Linked DNA regions of Homo sapiens: regions 1, 2 and 3 are each linked to region 4. Evidence: chromatin contacts called from ENCODE Hi-C or POLR2A ChIA-PET data. All regions are on one chromosome and are shown on one strand. Each heading gives the region's core, a stretch centred on a gene start or an enhancer-like site at or near the end of the contact. The rest is flanking DNA. Distances are from core to core; before and after follow the strand shown. Region 1 holds the start of MRS2 (magnesium transporter MRS2). Region 2 holds the start of BLOC1S5-TXNDC5 (BLOC1S5-TXNDC5 readthrough (NMD candidate)). Region 3 has its middle 24 kb from the start of LINC02530. Region 4 holds the start of NUP153-AS1 (NUP153 antisense RNA 1).

Region 1 (4,127 bases), core at 1,111-3,610, 6.7 Mb after region 4:
TAATCCTCCTCAGCACAGACCCTTTACGGGTGTCGGGCTGGGGGACGGTCAGGTCTTTCCCCTCCCACGAGGCCATATTTCAGACTATCACATGGGGAGAAACCTTGGACAATACCTGGCTTTCCCAGGCAGAGGTCCCTGCGACCTTCTGCAGTGTTTTGTGTCTCTGGGTACTTGAGATTAGGGAGTGGTGATGACTCTTAACAAGCATGCTGCCTTCGAGCATTTGTTTAACAAAGCACATCCTGCACAGCCCTTAATCATTTAACTCTGAGGTGACATAGCACATGTTTCAGGGAGCACAGGGTTGGGGGTAGGGTTACAGATTAACAGCATCTCAAGGCAGAAGAATTGTTCTTAGTACAGAACAAAATGGAGTCTCTTATGTCTACTTCTTTCTACACAGACACAGTAACAATCTGATCTCTCTTTCTTTTCCCCACATTATCAAGTCAAACATCCTCTCTTCTGTGAAGGCTTCTCTTTGTGCACTGCCCTCCTACTCCATCCCCAGTCCCAGTACCCTGCAGAATAAAATGTTTCTATCTCTGTCTCCTTAGCTTTGTGTCCATACATAGATATTGAAAGGAAGTCTGTGGAACTTGTGTCTGCCTTGTATTACTACTGTGGAAGGGACAATAAATTTATTAACTCATATTTTTAAAATATGCATACATACTGTATTTAACCTAAGACTTTTTTCATATTTTAAAGACTGGAATTGAGATATGTCTTTCAATCTACATGTTTAGAAAGCATAACTTATCAGTTTTTTTTTCTTTCTTGGTGGTACATAAAATAATGGTACCTTAAAATTGATGCTATCTTACATTTTATTAAATATGGAATAGAAATCTTATGTGTCTGTGCTCCTCATTCTTTATAGCAAAAGTTTAATACATGACATCATTCCATATGACAGTTGATTATTTTTGCCACTACTGGGGCTCAAACCATAATACCCCAAAATATGATGTTTTGGCATGCTGAGTCTTTGGGGTTTGTTTGTTTTGAGATGGGAGTCTCACTCTGTCGTACAGGCTGGAATGCAGTACAGGCTGGAATGCAATGGCATGATCTGGGCTCGCTGCAACCTCCACCTCCTGGATTCCAGCAATTCTTATGCCTCAGCCTTACAAGTAGCTGGGATTACAGGCACCTGCAACCACACCCGGCTAATTTTTGTATTTTTAGTAGAGACGGGTTTTGCCATGTTGGCCAGGCTGGTCCTGAACTCCTAACCTCAAGTGGTCCACAACATTGGCCTCCCAAAGTGCTTGGCTCCCAAAGTGCTGGATTACAGGCATGAGGCACCACGCCCGGTGGCATGTTGAGTCTTTGAATTAAAGGAAATTAAAAGGGTCTCAGAAAGAAGCCTAAAAATCAAGGCCTCTCTCTCTCACCTTCCCCCTTCCTTTTGTCTCTCTGATACTCTTACTTTTTCCAAGCACCTGAAGGGGCTCTCTTTTCCTGCACAGCCAGATAAGGAATTTCCTTATCTGACAGAGAAAACTCTTTTCCAAAGAAATGCAATTGTCTTAAAACCCGTTCCTTAGGAATCGCATTAAATAATCAGAAGAGATTAATCACCCAGAGAAGAGACAAAAACTGAAAGTCATAGCCACACTGAGACTTTTCATAGATACTTCTGAGGGTAGCTCCAAGAGATTACCTGGGAAACTTTACCTGTATAATAGGACAATTTTTGTTCAGAGTGAAGTTTCACAGCTTGTCCACAAGCGATTGTTTGTACTTCTGTCCCACTGAATGTCCAAGGAGAATCATTTGCAAACCACTGTCTGGCTTTCGGGCCCATTCATACCTATCTCCCTCTACTCAACAAAGAAGGGTATACAAGCATCTGGACCTTAATTGAGTTATTGAGTAATCACTCTTCTGTGATTTTTCCCTATGCACGTTAAGCAAATTTTGTATGCCTTTTTCTCCTGCTAATCTGTCTACTTAGTTCATTCCAGCAACTTTCAGAGGGCAAAAGTAGGAGCTTTCCCTCTTGCTCCCTACACCACGTTAAATTTAAATATAAATTAAATGATGTGGGAATGGGTAACCTGCTCATTTCCAAACTGCAATTTTCATAGGTATGAAAATTCTCCACAAACTACAAAACCATGACACTCCAAGCGCCCAAGAACCTAGGTTGGACAGCTCACTTAGTGCAGGTAAACGTGCTCCACCCATCTCCCAGCCCGCCTGCCCCCTCACTTAGGTACAGGTGCAGGTACAGGTAGGCAAGCAAACGTCTATTGGCTGTGGACTTAACAGGCTCGCCCACAGGTACCTTCCGAGCATGCGTGGGGAAGTAGCACGCAGGCGCGGCACGCCCCGCGCATGCCTGGTGCACAGAGTCTGCAGGTCGGGCGGTAGCGACAGGTCAGAGCTGCGGCCTGAGCAGCCAGCGTCCGGCATGAAGGTCTGGGGTCTGGCTGCTGCCTGCTTCTTGCTCCAGCACCATGGAATGCCTGCGCAGTTTACCCTGCCTCCTGCCCCGCGCGATGAGACTTCCCCGGCGGACGCTGTGTGCCCTGGCCTTGGACGTGACCTCTGTGGGTCCTCCCGTTGCTGCCTGCGGCCGCCGAGCCAACCTGATTGGAAGGAGCCGAGCGGCGCAGCTTTGCGGGCCCGACCGGCTCCGCGTGGCAGGTACTGCCCTTCCCCGGCAACAGCCTTGGGACGCTGGTCTTGCAGTGACCTTAGACTGCTGCCCCAGCCGTCCGGCGCGGCGCGCCTGTTGCTCCGCGCCCTCCGCAGGCCTCGGCCTCCCGCGTGTCCTGTGAGCTTGCACAGGCCCGCGGGCCGAGCTGCGTCCCACTCGCTCAGAATGCGACCTTGCTATGTGCGCTGTGCCCTGCCGGGGTCCCAGCGGCCAACCCTCTGCCTTCTCCTCCACCGCCCTTGCTGCAGATTATGTAACCATAGGAACAACCTAGGAATCGTTTACAGACCGTGATCACGTTAGTTAACACCCGCTTAAGTGCTCTTGTAAGAGGTTTTTTCTGTGTTGTTTTTGAGACAGGGTCTTACTATGTTGCCCAGGCTGGACTCAAACTCCTTGCCTCGAGCCATCCTAACGCATTAGCCTCGCAAAGCGCTGGGATTACAGGCGTGAGCCACCACACCTGGCCGAGAGGTGTTTTTAAACAAGGATTTCATCTGTTCGGAAGTCATAAGTATAAATTAATACTTCCCTGTTTTCTGTTTCTTCGTTATGGACACATTTATACAGTTGTCCAGTTGCACGGAGATTGGGGACGCACCTAGAAGTGAGGCTAAAGACTGAGTTGTTTCTGAGAACGACTTACTTTCAACTACAGTACTCTATAAGTAAACAGCCAGGGAGATCGGATTGAGAAAAAAAAATCTTATTTGCTGTTTATTTTTTCACCAAATGTTGAAGCATGGTGAAAAGTTAAGATTTTCACAAATGTGAGTGCAAATATTTGAGGAATAAAAGGTATTGAAATGAATGACTTTATTAAGAACATAGCAGTGTCCTCAAATATGTTTTCTCAATTGTGCTCTCAAAAGCCTCCCAAAGTAACTCCTCGTCAGCACCTCATTCTCCACTTATTGGAGAGGCTAAGTTGGGTTACATGCTCTGCACCCTCAATTGATAATGCTTGGGAATCCAGTTTCAGCAAGTTGGAGGAAACTTTTAGGACAAGCATTGACGTTCACAATCTCAATCCCGGTTACACTCTAATTTGTGACATTAAAACATTGAAAGGCATTTGTAATCAGCAAATGCCTTTTACCTTTATTCATCTTACCCTTATAGTGATAATTTGTATTTTGTAAAAGGGAAATGAAACTTCAGATACTAACAAATTACAACAATCATTACGTGTATGTAGTAGAAAAAAGATCAGAAATAGGTTTTTTTTTCTACAGTCTCTGGAATCAGTGTAATTACTTTGGAAGCACAAAACAGTGTCCTCTGTCAGTCATTAAATGTACTTGATTATACTTCACCGCTCACTTCGACTCAGTCTAATCACGTTTTAAATAGACAATTTTAAAATAAAGATTTGTCATTTCAGCTCAGTGGGGGTATTTCATAAGTATTCACTATAAAGGATATCTGTAGAAAAGAAGTAAAATCATAGGTT
Region 2 (3,924 bases), core at 563-3,062, 9.6 Mb before region 4:
GAATTTCTCCAAGATCTATAAAGATAAAATGAAATTCAGGGTTAATCCATGCTAAATGGCATAATCTCTAGCTTGTTTTACTCTCTCCCTTCCCCACTAAGAGATGAAGGTTAAAATCCAGTTTAGACTATGGACTAAGAAGAAATCTCATCCACTGCCAGTGGATGTGTACACTGATACAACTACTTTTGAGAACAATCTTTCAGTATTCAATAAAGTTGCAGACATGTATACCTAGCATTTTCATGCCTAGGTATGTACCCTGGAAAACTCTTGCACAAATGAGTAAGGCCATTTATACATATTTATTACAGCATAGGTGTAATATCAAAAGAAAAAACGCAAAACACCTTAACCATACTCATACAATGGAATTCTATCAATCACCAAGTAAAAATAAATACATCAGAGTTACACTTATCAACATAAATATAAAAAATAATACGTATTTTATAATAAATATAATAAAAAAGCAAGTTTCAGAAGGATTAAAGCAATTTACATAAAACTTTAAAATATTCAAAATATTTCCTTTTGGGATATAGACAGAAGCAACAAAACTATAAAGAAATGCACAAGAATAATAAACACCAAATTCTGGATAGTGGCTACCTTGAGACGAGGGAGGGGAACTAGTGCAATTAGAGCAAGACACAGTGGGGCTTTTAGTAATTTATTTATTAAGGTGGGTGGTGAATGTTCATTGTAAGTCTCTTTTTCATAAGTCTGAAAAAGTCATTAAGAAAAGGTCTGAATTTAAGTCTTTTGGTGAGTCAGTTTATTATTCTTCTTAGTTACAACTATGTAGTTTAAAATGTAAGTCTCAAAATTCCTTGAGAAATTAAATCTAAGACAATGTATTATTCATATTCATTCACTGGCAATGTTCCCCAAATTTTTCATTTTTGCAGACATACGATGGGCAGGTTTCAATTCTCTATTTTAATGAATTTTATTAGTACATATCTTCTTAAGCATGTCAAGTAGAAAAAATAATACAAGCACTGTATATAAGCACTTTATATCTGGTATATATAAAGCACTACAACTCAACTGTCAAAGACTTTCACGCAGCAAACAGCGTTGTGAGCTTTAGGAGTCAAACCTAAAGCAGATTCTGTGAGAATCTAGGTTGTAACCTTCTCCCAGCTCAAAGCACACAGAACACATGGACATTTCTGAACGTGAATGGTTCTTTACAGTGCTATAGAGCGCCTTCGTAAGTGTATCTCACTTACTCCTCGCACGACCAGGAACAGATCGGGTAGGAGAGTGAGTAAAGCCAGTGACCCGAAGTCACTCAACTCCTAAGCGACTGCCTCCCGCCTCCCAGGTCCAATGCCCTTTCCACTACACGTCGGTGGCGAGGCTGCCCAAAGGCTCTGCGCCCAGGGGTCCTGAGCTTGCGGAATGGACGGGGGCGGGCCTGATGGCTCAGGCTGCGACAGAGGAAAGCGGGGAAACACGAAGAGTTGGGCTGGTTGGTTGTGGTGGGACGCATTTGGCGCGGGGAAAAAGGCGGGGACCGACCACGACTCCCCCACCCGCACAAACGCACGCGCGCCAGCCCGGGACCCGGGGGTCGGCCCGGGTCAGAGGGCGCCGCCTGGGAGATGAGGCTGTGCTGGGATCCACCAGGAACTATAGCCCTGACACTCCGTACCCTTGATAATGAGGTGCGCTGAGCCCGCAGTCCCCAGGGAGTCCCTCTTCTTGCTGCCACCGCCCGGGGCGGCCTCACAACCCACAGGGGTCTCTGTCCCTCCGCCACTCATCCCGACCAGTTCCGCCCACCCGCGGCCACGCTGCGCCTGCGCAAACCCGGCCGCCCTCTTACAAGGCGCGCCCGGGTTTTTTTTGTGTGTGTGTCATTACAGGGCGCCGGAGAAATTTAATCTACCCAGCGGGCGGTTCCGGAAAGGCGCCTGCCGTGTAGTCAGGCTGTGAACTGGCAGAAGCTCTTGCCGCCATGCTGGATCAGGGCGGATGCTGCTAGAATAGGAAGGTGCTTGAACTTTGGAGCTAAACTCAGAGCCCTGGTTATTTGGCTCAAAGCTGGTGCATTCCAGTACAGTTGTCCTCCCATATCTGCTGAGAATACATTCCAAGACCCCCAGTAGATTCCTGAAACTGCATATAGTACTGAACCATGTATATACTATGTTTTTTCCTGTATATACATATGATAAAGTTTATAAATTAGGCACAGTAAGAGATGAACAATTAGAACAATTTAATAAAAGTTATGTGAATGTAGTCTCTCTCCCAAAATATCTTATTGTACCGTCCTGCGGGTAATGAAACCACAGAAAGTGAAACCTCAGATAAGGGGGGACTACTGTATAGCAAAGCCAATTAGCTGGGGGCTGTTTCCCTACTATGCCATGAGTGTGGCTGACTATTCCTGCCTTTCTTTTTAGACACCTGTTTCCTAGAATGCTTCTCTTGCTCCCTCTTTCTGTTCAAGTCAGTAAACTCACGTTGTATAATAAAGAATTTGACTGGACTTTGACTCTGGTTCCTGGGAGGTACCCTCAATCCTTAGAATTTCCCAAGTGATAGAAGTGTCTTTGTTATTCATGGTGGGCCTCTGGAAATACACCTGAGTTTATGCTAATGAGATGGCTCATGGAGGGCCCAAGATGATTTCAGAATGGAGGCTGGCCACACCAGAAGGGCCGGCCAACCATGAGGGCTTAGGCTTTGAGTCACATAAGCAGGCCCACCTCTGGGGAGCAGATTGGGGCTGGAGACTGAGTTCAGCCATGTGGCCAGTGATTTAACCAACTATGCCTACATAATGGAACCCCAGTGAGTACTCTGGATGTGGAAGCTCAGGTGAGCTTACTGGTCGATAATCATTCATCAAAGTGTCAGGAGGGGGAAGCGTTCCTGAGGACACGTAAGCTTCTATTTGGGAAATCTCCCACATCTCGCCCTATACATCTCTTCATTTGGCTGGTCCTGATATGTGTCCTTTATAATAAAACTGTAATAGCAAGGAAAGCACTTTCTTGAGTTCTATGAGTCATTCTGTGAAACCTGAGGGAGTAAAGCGAATAGCAATGAAACATCATGTGTAGAGAGAAGCTGCGTGGGTGAGAACTGAGGCACCCTAGCAGACAGTGCTCAGGCCCTGGGCATATGACAGAGACAGCTGGTCAGAAGTGCAGGTGGCCTGGGAACCCCAAAGCTTGTGGCAGGTGTCTGAAGGGGAGTCTTGAGGAGGACCATGCTTTGACCTCTGAAGTCTGTGCTAACTTCGGATAGCACTGCAGTTTAACAAACACTTACATGGCACTTGCTACATGCCAGGTAATACTGTAAGTGGTCTACAAATTTGCATTCATTTAATCCTCATGGCCGGCCTTTGAAGTAGTTATTATTAATGTCCTCATTTACAGACGAGGAGGCTGAGGCACAGAGAGGTTAAATGACTGCCTGACTTGTATGTGGCAGAAACAACTGCCTCTGTGTCTCTGTGTATGTGTTTAAGCATAGGTGGTGGGTGAAGAGAGAGTGGGGAAGGGAGATTTGGAGAGAAGGGAGAGAGAAGCCATATTAACTTTAACAGGCCACATGGGCTTTTCATTTTTTCATTCAAAAACATTTAACAAATACGTTATTGAGCAGCTGCTACGTGCCCAGCATAGTGCTAGGAGCTAAGACACAGTGGTGAACAAGACTAATGCAGCCTTTTCCTTTCCTCATGCAGCCTGCAGGGGAGCCAACACTGAATAAGTACACAATTACTTTTCTGCAAGTCTGTTGCTTGTAGCCTGTGAATATGTGTTCTAGCCATTTGATTATACACTATTAAGTTGTATTGTTCTCTGGGATGGTGAGGTCCAGCATATGCCTCTGTTCTCTCTCCGCTTTTATATAAATCTTTACACTGCGGCTCAGACAGCTAGGAGACTGAGA
Region 3 (3,986 bases), core at 257-2,756, 5.1 Mb before region 4:
CTAGACTAGAATACTAAAACTCATGAAGAAACGGCCTCAGCGACTTGGAGCCAAAATGAGCACAGGGAATAAAAAAGAGAAATTAAAAATATCAGCCTCACTGTGACAGCCAGTCTAACATCTCCCTCCCTGCTCATCTCTCCCTTTCCCTCCCTACTGATTATCTCAAAATTCTTATGCTTCCTTATTCTCTGTCCCTGTCATACGCAGACACATGCACTCACATGTTTATCCCTCCTCTTTCTTTTCTGCAAGAAATATATGCCACAGAATCACTCTTCTGGTAGTAAAACAACCATTGGGTTTGGTTAAAACCCACAGCTGTAAAGTTTACCCATCCCCATTCAATTTCCCAATTGATTGCCAATCTTCTTCATCATTTCCTACATGGATATTGGGCTTTAAATGCTACAGCATCATACAAAGGAGCTGTAAATACAGCAAACATAACATTTATCTTTACCTTTACAATCCTGAATATTTTCATTTAAATAGTCTCATTTATTAAGTTTAGCCTTTCTCTGTTCTGATCATTAAGTACTTGGTTACCAGAAGGAAAACTGGATTTTGGATGAATAATTTATTCTGATAGTGTTAGTTTTGTTGTGTCCCTGAATGTTCGTGATATAGTTAATGAAGATGGGTCACTAAACCTATGTCACTGATGAGAAAAAAATTCCTACATGATAAACAGCAATGGAACCTGCATGCAGGTATGAGTATATATGTGTATATGCATATGTACACACACACACACACACACAGAGACACACACACAGAGGAATAAATATATGAACATACTGCAGAGATACTGAAGCCAGGAACAAGAATCTTGACTTAAATATTAGACAAAGAAAAGCTCCTTTTGTGAAAAAAACCATCTTAAAATATAAATTTTCAGTGCAGAACTTCAGTTACCAATTGTTAGTCTTCATAGTAAGCCTGATGATAATAAAATGTCTATTTTTTGTTTTTTAGAGACAGAGTCTCACTCCATCATCCAGACTGGAGTACAGTGGCACAATCATAGCTCACTGTAACCTCAAACTCCTGGGCTCAAGCTGTCTGCCTCAGCCTCCCGAGTAGTTTGGGTCACAGGCACGTGAGACACACCCAGCTAATTTTTTACTTTTTACTTTTTTTTTCCATAGAGATGAGTCTCATTATGTTGCCCAGGCTGGTCTCAAACTCCTGGCCTCAAACCATCCTCCTGTCAAAACACTTGGATTACAGGCATGAATCACCGCACCTGGCCAATAAAATGTCTATGCTTGTTGGAAAAAAAAAAACAAAACTCTGTTTATTGACACTCGCTGTATTATGTAAAGAAGGCTGAGAAGCCTTTTGCACACTGTTTTATGAAAATAACAGACAATACCCATCAGTTGTGGCGTGACTATATTGATGCGCTCTTGGTAAGGTGCTAAGAACAATCCTTTCTGTAAAAGGATGAAAAACAAAACCCTTGAGCAGTAAAAGATGACACATTCCACAAATGTTAGCTAATTTCCTGCAACAGAGCATAATGAAAGTGCATGTAGACAGGGTGTGCTTTATCTGCAAAAAGAGGAACAAAAAAAGAAACAAAAGCATCATCATATCTTTTGGTATCCAGAAATAAAATCCACTCAGTTAAATGGTGATTATGAGCAACTTTGAAAAGATTGTCAATATCGAATGCTATTTTTAAACAACAAAAGTTTCTCTTCATACCTCTAGCAGTCTTACATTTTAAAGAAACAGGCTCAAAATAGCACAACACATATTTCTAGGTTTCGATCATTAAAATTCTTCATCTGTGGACTACTAGCCATAAATAATCAACTTGAGAAAATAAACCAAACTTGATGGCTTTCTTGTTTCTTCTTACCATTTCTGGATCTTTGAACTTTCCCTTCCACTTTCTCAACCAAAGATAGCCTAAACAAAGAAAGCCAAAGCCAGCTTTTGCCCAATCTTTCCGATTGTCCTGCATAAATCAAACTAGAAGTGACCATATTCCTTGTTTCACTGAAAAGGGACTTAGTGTCATAGCTAAACCTTTCACTGGAGAAGAGAAATGGGGTTGGACAGAAAGACTAATTATAAACCTGCCAGTCAAGGTTTACCATAGAGAAACAACAGGAAATATCTATGAAGCTGTTCACAGCTTGTCAAGATGACCAATGGAAGACCACATATATGACTTACCTTGACAATAGCTTAAACTCTGGAATTTCCTTCCACTGTAGTAAGTTTTATGGTGCCCTTGAACCAGGGAAGCAGTGTGCTGTGCCGGGGGGCGGGGGTGGTTGGGGGAACTCAGGCTTTGCTGATAAACAAACCTAGGTTTGAATCCTCCAAAGTCTACTTACCAGGTGGATGGTTTCTACAATTTTTTAATGAGTCTGAACTTCTTCATTGTAAAATGAGTATAAAATCTCATTTGCAATACAATACCTAATTGTATTGTGTGAGGAACTAGAGATAATATGCAAAAAAGTACCTACAGCACATCTTTAAACATTATAAAGGGCGTTACAGGAGTTGAGCTTTGTTAAGTCTTTGTGAAGGTAGAGCTGTCCTAAACTGAAGTCACTCTACCATAGTCTGTCTCATCTCAGATATGTTTTTGAAAGGCCCTTTCATAAGAGGTTCTGTAAAAAGTAGTGCTCATGGGGAAAGTATTATTCTGAAATCATCCTGCTTAAAATCAACTTTCTGAACTGCCATGCAGTCTTGGCAAATACGAATTTCCATCACCCCTTTGCTACATGCCAAGTTGGAATATTGAGAATGCTGTCTATTATTCAATCTAAGTAAAGTACATTACTTTTAATTGGAGGTTGTTTCACTGCCTTTTTGAATTAGGAGACTAATCATTCATCAGAAACACACAATTAAGGATTTTTGTGTTAATTTGGCATTATTGCCATTGATCCAAAAGTGTTGTTATCTTTTAAGCAAGAGCTGAAGTGAGTTCCTCCCATATGTTTTGGCAGAATTGGTGCATCTGTAAGATTCAGCGCTAAGCCCTCCATGCCTTGGCATAGCAGCTGCACAGATCAGTGCTCCGGGGCTTGTTCCAAGCACATCACCTCATAGATTTGCAACAATAAATCAGAAATTTCAAATCTACTGAACAAAGTTTCCTACCGGATCTGTAAGTTGATTTACTTTTGCAAACATCTATAAAGCATCTTTTCATGTAAGTCACTGTATAAATATTATTAACTTTTCAGCTATCTTGCCCAGAGCCCAAACAAGCTGCAGAAAATATTTTATTTTACCTCAAAAAGCATTTTATGCTGGATAAAGAGAATACATACAAAGTTTCAAAGCTTCAAAGAGAGAAAAAATATTTCAGAAACCTACCAGTATTTACTATGGTTTGATTAGAAGTAAATCTTAGATAGGCAAAGATTTCTTCAACTGCACAGTAAAAGCACCCCCAAAAGAAAAAAGTTGATAAATTAGACTTTATCAAAACTAAAAATGTCTGATTATCAAAAGAGTCCATTAAGAAAATAAATAGACATACCAGAGAATCAGAGAAAATGTTCGTAATACATATCCGAAGATGGACACATACCCAGAGCATATTTAAAAATCGCTACAAGTCTCCAACTTTAAAAGTGCAATAAATATTAGCAAAAGTTTTGAATAGACACATTCCACAAGAAGATATACAAGTAGCCAATAACCACATGAAAGAGTTTTCAGCATCATTAGTCATCCACAAAATGCAATTTATTTATTTATTGAGACAGGGCCTTGCTCTCTCTCCTAGGCTGGAGTACAGTGGTGCAATCTCAGCTCACTGAAGCCTTGACCTCCCTGGCTCAAGCAATCCTCCCATCTCAGCCTCCCAAGTAGCTGGGACTGCAGGTGCACACCACCATGCCCAGCTAATTTTTGTATTTTTTGCAGAGACTGGGTTTTGCTATGTTACCCAGGCTGGTCTCGAACTCCTGGGCTCAAGCAATCCACCCACCTCAGCCTTCCAA
Region 4 (4,321 bases), core at 731-3,230:
TTTACTTTTAAAAATCTGTTGATAATGACACAATTTAACAACATCAACCATGTGAAAGTGTGTAATCTTTATTAGCATCCAGAATAAAGTAATCTAGGAAGTCTACCTTTAACAGTAGGCAACAAGTTATCAGATCCTTTTGCTACACTTTTGTTTTTCAACAAATTTAAGACACACACTTCCCACCTCAGTATCACTGATAAGTGGCTTTATTAAAATAAGTTAACATTTTCCTATTCAATACTTCTAACAATCAATATTTTAAAAATGGAATTTTCTCAGAATCAACTATCTCATTTACAATTAGGATAATCCTTTTTTATAATTTTAAACATCCAGGAGTTCATACAGTGGCTAAACTATAAGACCACCAACATTCCTGGAGTGTCAAAAGTAACTATACTTCTAGAATACGCCTCATAATATTAAAATATTTTGTGTATGAGATCAGAGCTGGAGTCCCGGTCAACTGTGGAGAATGGCCAATTCCAGCCTCCAAAATAAAGGCGGGGGTGGCGGTGTTGGGGGGGGGGAGGGGAGTCGCGCAGCAGAGAAAAGACGTAAGGGTGGAGAGGGACTTTCAAAATGCCCCAGTGCCACGGTTAACTATAACCTGGTTAATAAAATCTAAGCCAATGCTCTCAAGACGAGGAGGGCCACAGGCAGGGGAAACCGAGAATTAACTCATAGGCTGAGACTAAGTTATTCCACTTTCCATGTAACAGCGCCCCCCACAACTCCCCGTCTGCCCCAGAGTTAAGATTCCAAGGGGCAGCCCCCCCTCCTCAAACACACTAAAGAAGGGACACCAGAAAACAGCAAGTATAAGGGCCATCAACCACATCTTTTCCTTTCTCCCTCGAGAGAACATGAGTAATACCCTCAAATTCCAAATCCCCGCCAAAAAATAAAGAAACGCGCGCATCATGGGCCTACAATTTCTTTTCCCGCCCAGAGCCTGCCTGGGAAAGCCCCTGACCCAGAGAGTTGGGGGAAAGGCGGCCCAAACCACACGTGTGCGCCGCAAGGCTGGGCCTGTCTCAGCCCACTTCCCGTCGCCACCCCCAACGGCCTGAGCTCCCCCGGAGCCTCACTCGGGCCTTTCCTCAGGCCCTCCTGTCTGCTCCACGTGGGGCGCCGGGGCCTCGAACCGCCCGTCCCCTCCAGCCGAGTTTCCCCACCCGCCAGGCCACCGCGGCGTCGGGGTCCCATACCTGATGCTGTTGTCGCCCCTGCTGGTAAGGCTTAATTGGCCCCTGGTGGCAACGCCGCGTCCGGATCTTGCCGCCACCGCCCCCTCCGACTCCTCCGGCTCCCGAGGCCATGGCGGAGCCTCCGCCGCTTCCCGCTCCGGGGCGGGTAAGGGGGCGGGAGAGGCAGAGGCGGAGGCCTTAGAGAGCCTCCCCCGCCGCCCGGCCCCGGCCCAAAAGTCCGCCCGCGCTGTCCACACAGTGGGCACAAGCACCCCAGGAACCGCGAGGTTGCGAGCAGGAGCGGAGAGAGGGTGAGTGCTGGCAGCGGGGAAGGGGGTGGCGGCCGCAGAGGCCGAGGAGGCTCCGGTCCGGCCGCCTCTGCGGACCCCCGCCTCTGTGTGTGTCACGGTCTCTATGGAGATCTCCCGCAGAGGACAGCACGAACAGTTCCCCGCGGTGCTGAGGCCTAACTCGACCGCCGACTGGTGGGAGTTCTTCCGTCGCCCTAGCCGTAGCTGCCGCAGTTGAAGCCGCTGGCGACGCCCGCCTACCCCTCCCCTGTGCGCACAGCGCCCGCCCCGCCGCCGTCGTCGTCGTCGTCCCTGCAGCCTCCGCCGCCGTTGCGCCTATTACCCCTGCTAAGGCGGCTGCCGCGGTCGCGAGCCAGAATGTCGTCACTCATCGGCGCCCGACGCATTTGCATCATCATGCTGCGACGAGCTGATAGGCAAAGAGGAAGGGCTGGTCGAGTCCACGCTCTCGGCCGCGCGGCACGCTGGGAAACGTAGTTCAACAACGGAACGCGGCTTCTCGGAAAGGAAGAGGGACGGGGAAGGAGATCTCCGGGGCGCCGCAGAGGCACAAAGCCAAGGGGTACTTTTGCTGTTCTTGGCTGTAAATTAGACTTTGAAAAGACACTTAACATAAAAACAGTAACCTCTTCCCATTCTCCTTCTCCCTGTCGGTTGGTTAAGTAGGCAGGAAGTAAGCAGACAGTAAAATCAAAGACAAGAGCTAATGATTTAAGAAGGAGGAAAAAAAAATCTGTGGTTGAAAAATAAAGTCCATGATCCTTAGAATTAGAAAATATATACGGCTTCATTAATGTTTCTTTAAACATATAAAGGTTTTGTTGCAGACACACGGGGCTGGAATTCTGGTTCTGCCACCCAACCTATTTGACCTTGGATGAATCAAAACCGTCTGAGCCTTAGCTTCCTCCTCCATAAAATGGGAGCTTTAAAATCCACCTTATAAAGCTGTTGTGAGGAGCAGACGTGATCATCTATGGAGAGCATGTATATTTGCTAATAGACGAAAAATGCGATGAATGATTACAATTATAACCCATGCAGTCAGCTAACATTAGGGGTAAGTGATATATCCTTAACAATAAAAGTATACTATATTTGCTCCAAATATTTAGGAAACTGAGTAAGTGAGCTAGACTCAAAGACTGAATCCACAAAATGTATATTCTAGGAGTTGACGATTAGAAAGGTCCTGGTGATCACATAGTCCAACCCTCTCATTCAACCAACCAGACAAGATGTCCAGAGAAATTTAGGTGGCACAATCAATGACACTGAGATGGGTAATCAAAGCCAGGACTATAACCCAACTTTTCTGTAAGAGCTAAAGACAAATAGCCAAATGATTAGGGAGGAAAAATATGTTGTGAAAAATCTTAGACTTACTATAAATCTTTTTTTTTCTTTCTTTCTTTCTTTCTTTTTTTCTGAGAGACAGAGTCTTGCCCTGTCGCCCAGGCTGGAGTGCAGTGGCGCGATCTTGGCTCACTGCACCCTTTGCCTCCCAGGTTCAAGCTATTCTCCTGCCTCGGCTTCCTAAGTAGCTGGGACTACAGGCGTGCACCACCACGCCCAGCTGATTTGTGTATTTTTAGTAGAGATGGGGTTTCGCCATGTTGGCCAGGCTGGCCTTGAACTCCTGACCTCAAGTGATCCACCCGCCTTGGCCTCCCAAAGTGCTGGGATTACCCGTGTGAGCCGCCACGCCCAGCCTATTTACTATAAATCTCCCACTTACTAGCTGTGTAGCCTTGGGGAAGTTACTGATCCTGTTTCTTTCTTTTTTTTTTTTTTTTGAGACGAAGTTTTTTCCTCTTGTTTTGCCCAGGCTGGAGTGCAATGGCGCAATCTCAGCAACCTCCACCTCCTGGGTTCAAGCGATTCTCCTGCCTCAGCCTCCCGAGTAGCTGGGATTACAGGCATGTGCCACGACGGCCGGCTAATTTTGTATTTTTACTAGAGATGGGGTTTCTCCATGTTGGTCAGGCTGGTCTCGAACTCTCAATCTCAGGTGATCTGCCCACGGCCTCCCAAAGTGCTGGGATTACAGGCGTGAGCCACCGCGCCCAGCCCACTGATCCTGTTTCTAAGCTTCGTTTTTTTCATCAGCAAATAGAGCGAATATTGACCTCACAGGGTAGTGGTCTGGTGAAAGGATTAATGTATATCTAGTTCATAGTAACTGCTTAGATAGAAAGCATCCAATATCAACCATCAATCAGATATAAATAATTAGTTCCAAGACATTTATACTATCTCCACAATCAAACTGCACAATTCAGGTTCATTGTTTAAATCATACAAGTGAAATTGTAAAGCCAGTCTTCTAGTACCTTTGAACTTGTACCTTTCAGCGCCTAAAGAAACTATGCTATACCAAGCATAGGTGTACACATCAATGGCTTTCAGTGGCACCTCTGACCATAACCATCAAGATCAAGACAAGTTGCCAAATATGATAAACAAAATTAATCTATTTTCCGCTGTCTCATCCTAGCTTCATGCCTCCTCCCACCACTAACTTCCCACTAAATTCTCCAGGTATGCCCCCTCTTCCTCCTGAAGCACTTCATCTTTCTTAAAGACAGTTGTTTCCCTCAGGTGCTATCTTCCTCCTATGCAGAAATCCTATTCTTCCACAAATCCATAGCTAGATATTTGACAGCCAAGTAAAGTAATTCACGATAAGCTAACTCATAGGGAAGATCTGTACCTGAATCTTTAATTGGGTTATACGTAGAGGAGATTAAACCATAGCCACATCCCATCTGCCCTCTTCACTCTATGAGACCCAGAGTTTCCACCACAGAACAGAGG

What was found. Hi-C counts contacts between places; a loop is a spot of excess contacts on that map. ChIA-PET counts read pairs that join two places held with the same protein, here RNA polymerase II (POLR2A). Pooled maps may share reads with other maps.
Region 1: a loop to region 4 is called in a pooled map, with 4 times the contacts of the local background. The contact joins the promoter of MRS2 here to the promoter of NUP153-AS1 in region 4. A Hi-C loop is called at or near these places in 5 of 50 pooled maps. POLR2A ChIA-PET finds 5 or more read pairs at or near these places in 2 of 52 experiments (GM12878 and activated naive CD4-positive, alpha-beta T cell).
Region 2: a pooled map shows a loop between it and region 4 (12-fold over the local background). The contact joins the promoter of BLOC1S5-TXNDC5 here to the promoter of NUP153-AS1 in region 4. A Hi-C loop is called at or near these places in 2 of 50 pooled maps.
Region 3: a loop to region 4 is called in a map with no recorded cell type, with 17 times the contacts of the local background. The contact joins the enhancer-like site here to the promoter of NUP153-AS1 in region 4. A Hi-C loop is called at or near these places in 2 of 37 single-sample maps with no recorded cell type and 1 of 50 pooled maps.

Annotation. Positions count from the first base shown.
Region 1 is chr6:24,400,576-24,404,702 of GRCh38, forward strand. MRS2 (magnesium transporter MRS2) reads left to right here and starts at 2,361. Exons shown (of 11, transcript NM_020662.4): 1 at 2,361-2,661. The coding sequence starts at 2,472. RefSeq lists enhancers at 1-53, 54-789, 2,998-3,732 and silencers at 1-60, 946-1,240.
Region 2 is chr6:8,062,602-8,066,525 of GRCh38, forward strand. BLOC1S5-TXNDC5 (BLOC1S5-TXNDC5 readthrough (NMD candidate)) reads right to left here and starts at 1,813. Exons shown (of 13, transcript NR_037616.1): 1 at 1,664-1,813; 2 at 1-15. BLOC1S5 (biogenesis of lysosomal organelles complex 1 subunit 5) reads right to left here and starts at 1,788. Exons shown (of 5, transcript NM_201280.3): 1 at 1,664-1,788; 2 at 1-15. The coding sequence starts at 1,775. EEF1E1-BLOC1S5 (EEF1E1-BLOC1S5 readthrough (NMD candidate)) reads right to left here. Exons shown (of 7, transcript NR_037618.1): 4 at 1-15. RefSeq lists enhancers at 996-1,622, 1,232-1,421, 3,112-3,211, 3,222-3,371.
Region 3 is chr6:12,606,950-12,610,935 of GRCh38, forward strand. No RefSeq gene overlaps it. Among named protein-coding and RNA genes, the nearest start is that of LINC02530, 24 kb to the left of the region's middle. RefSeq lists an enhancer at 1,541-1,660. Within about 2 kb of position 1,507, at least 3 of the 41 ENCODE cell types and tissues checked have a DNase peak (open chromatin) inside an H3K27ac peak, as active enhancers do.
Region 4 is chr6:17,705,063-17,709,383 of GRCh38, forward strand. NUP153-AS1 (NUP153 antisense RNA 1) reads left to right here and starts at 1,981. Exons shown (of 3, transcript NR_134618.1): 1 at 1,981-2,066; 2 at 2,332-2,564. NUP153 (nucleoporin 153) reads right to left here and starts at 1,863. Exons shown (of 22, transcript NM_005124.4): 1 at 1,215-1,863. The coding sequence starts at 1,325. RefSeq lists a silencer at 1,185-1,694 and enhancers at 1,281-1,975, 1,785-2,054.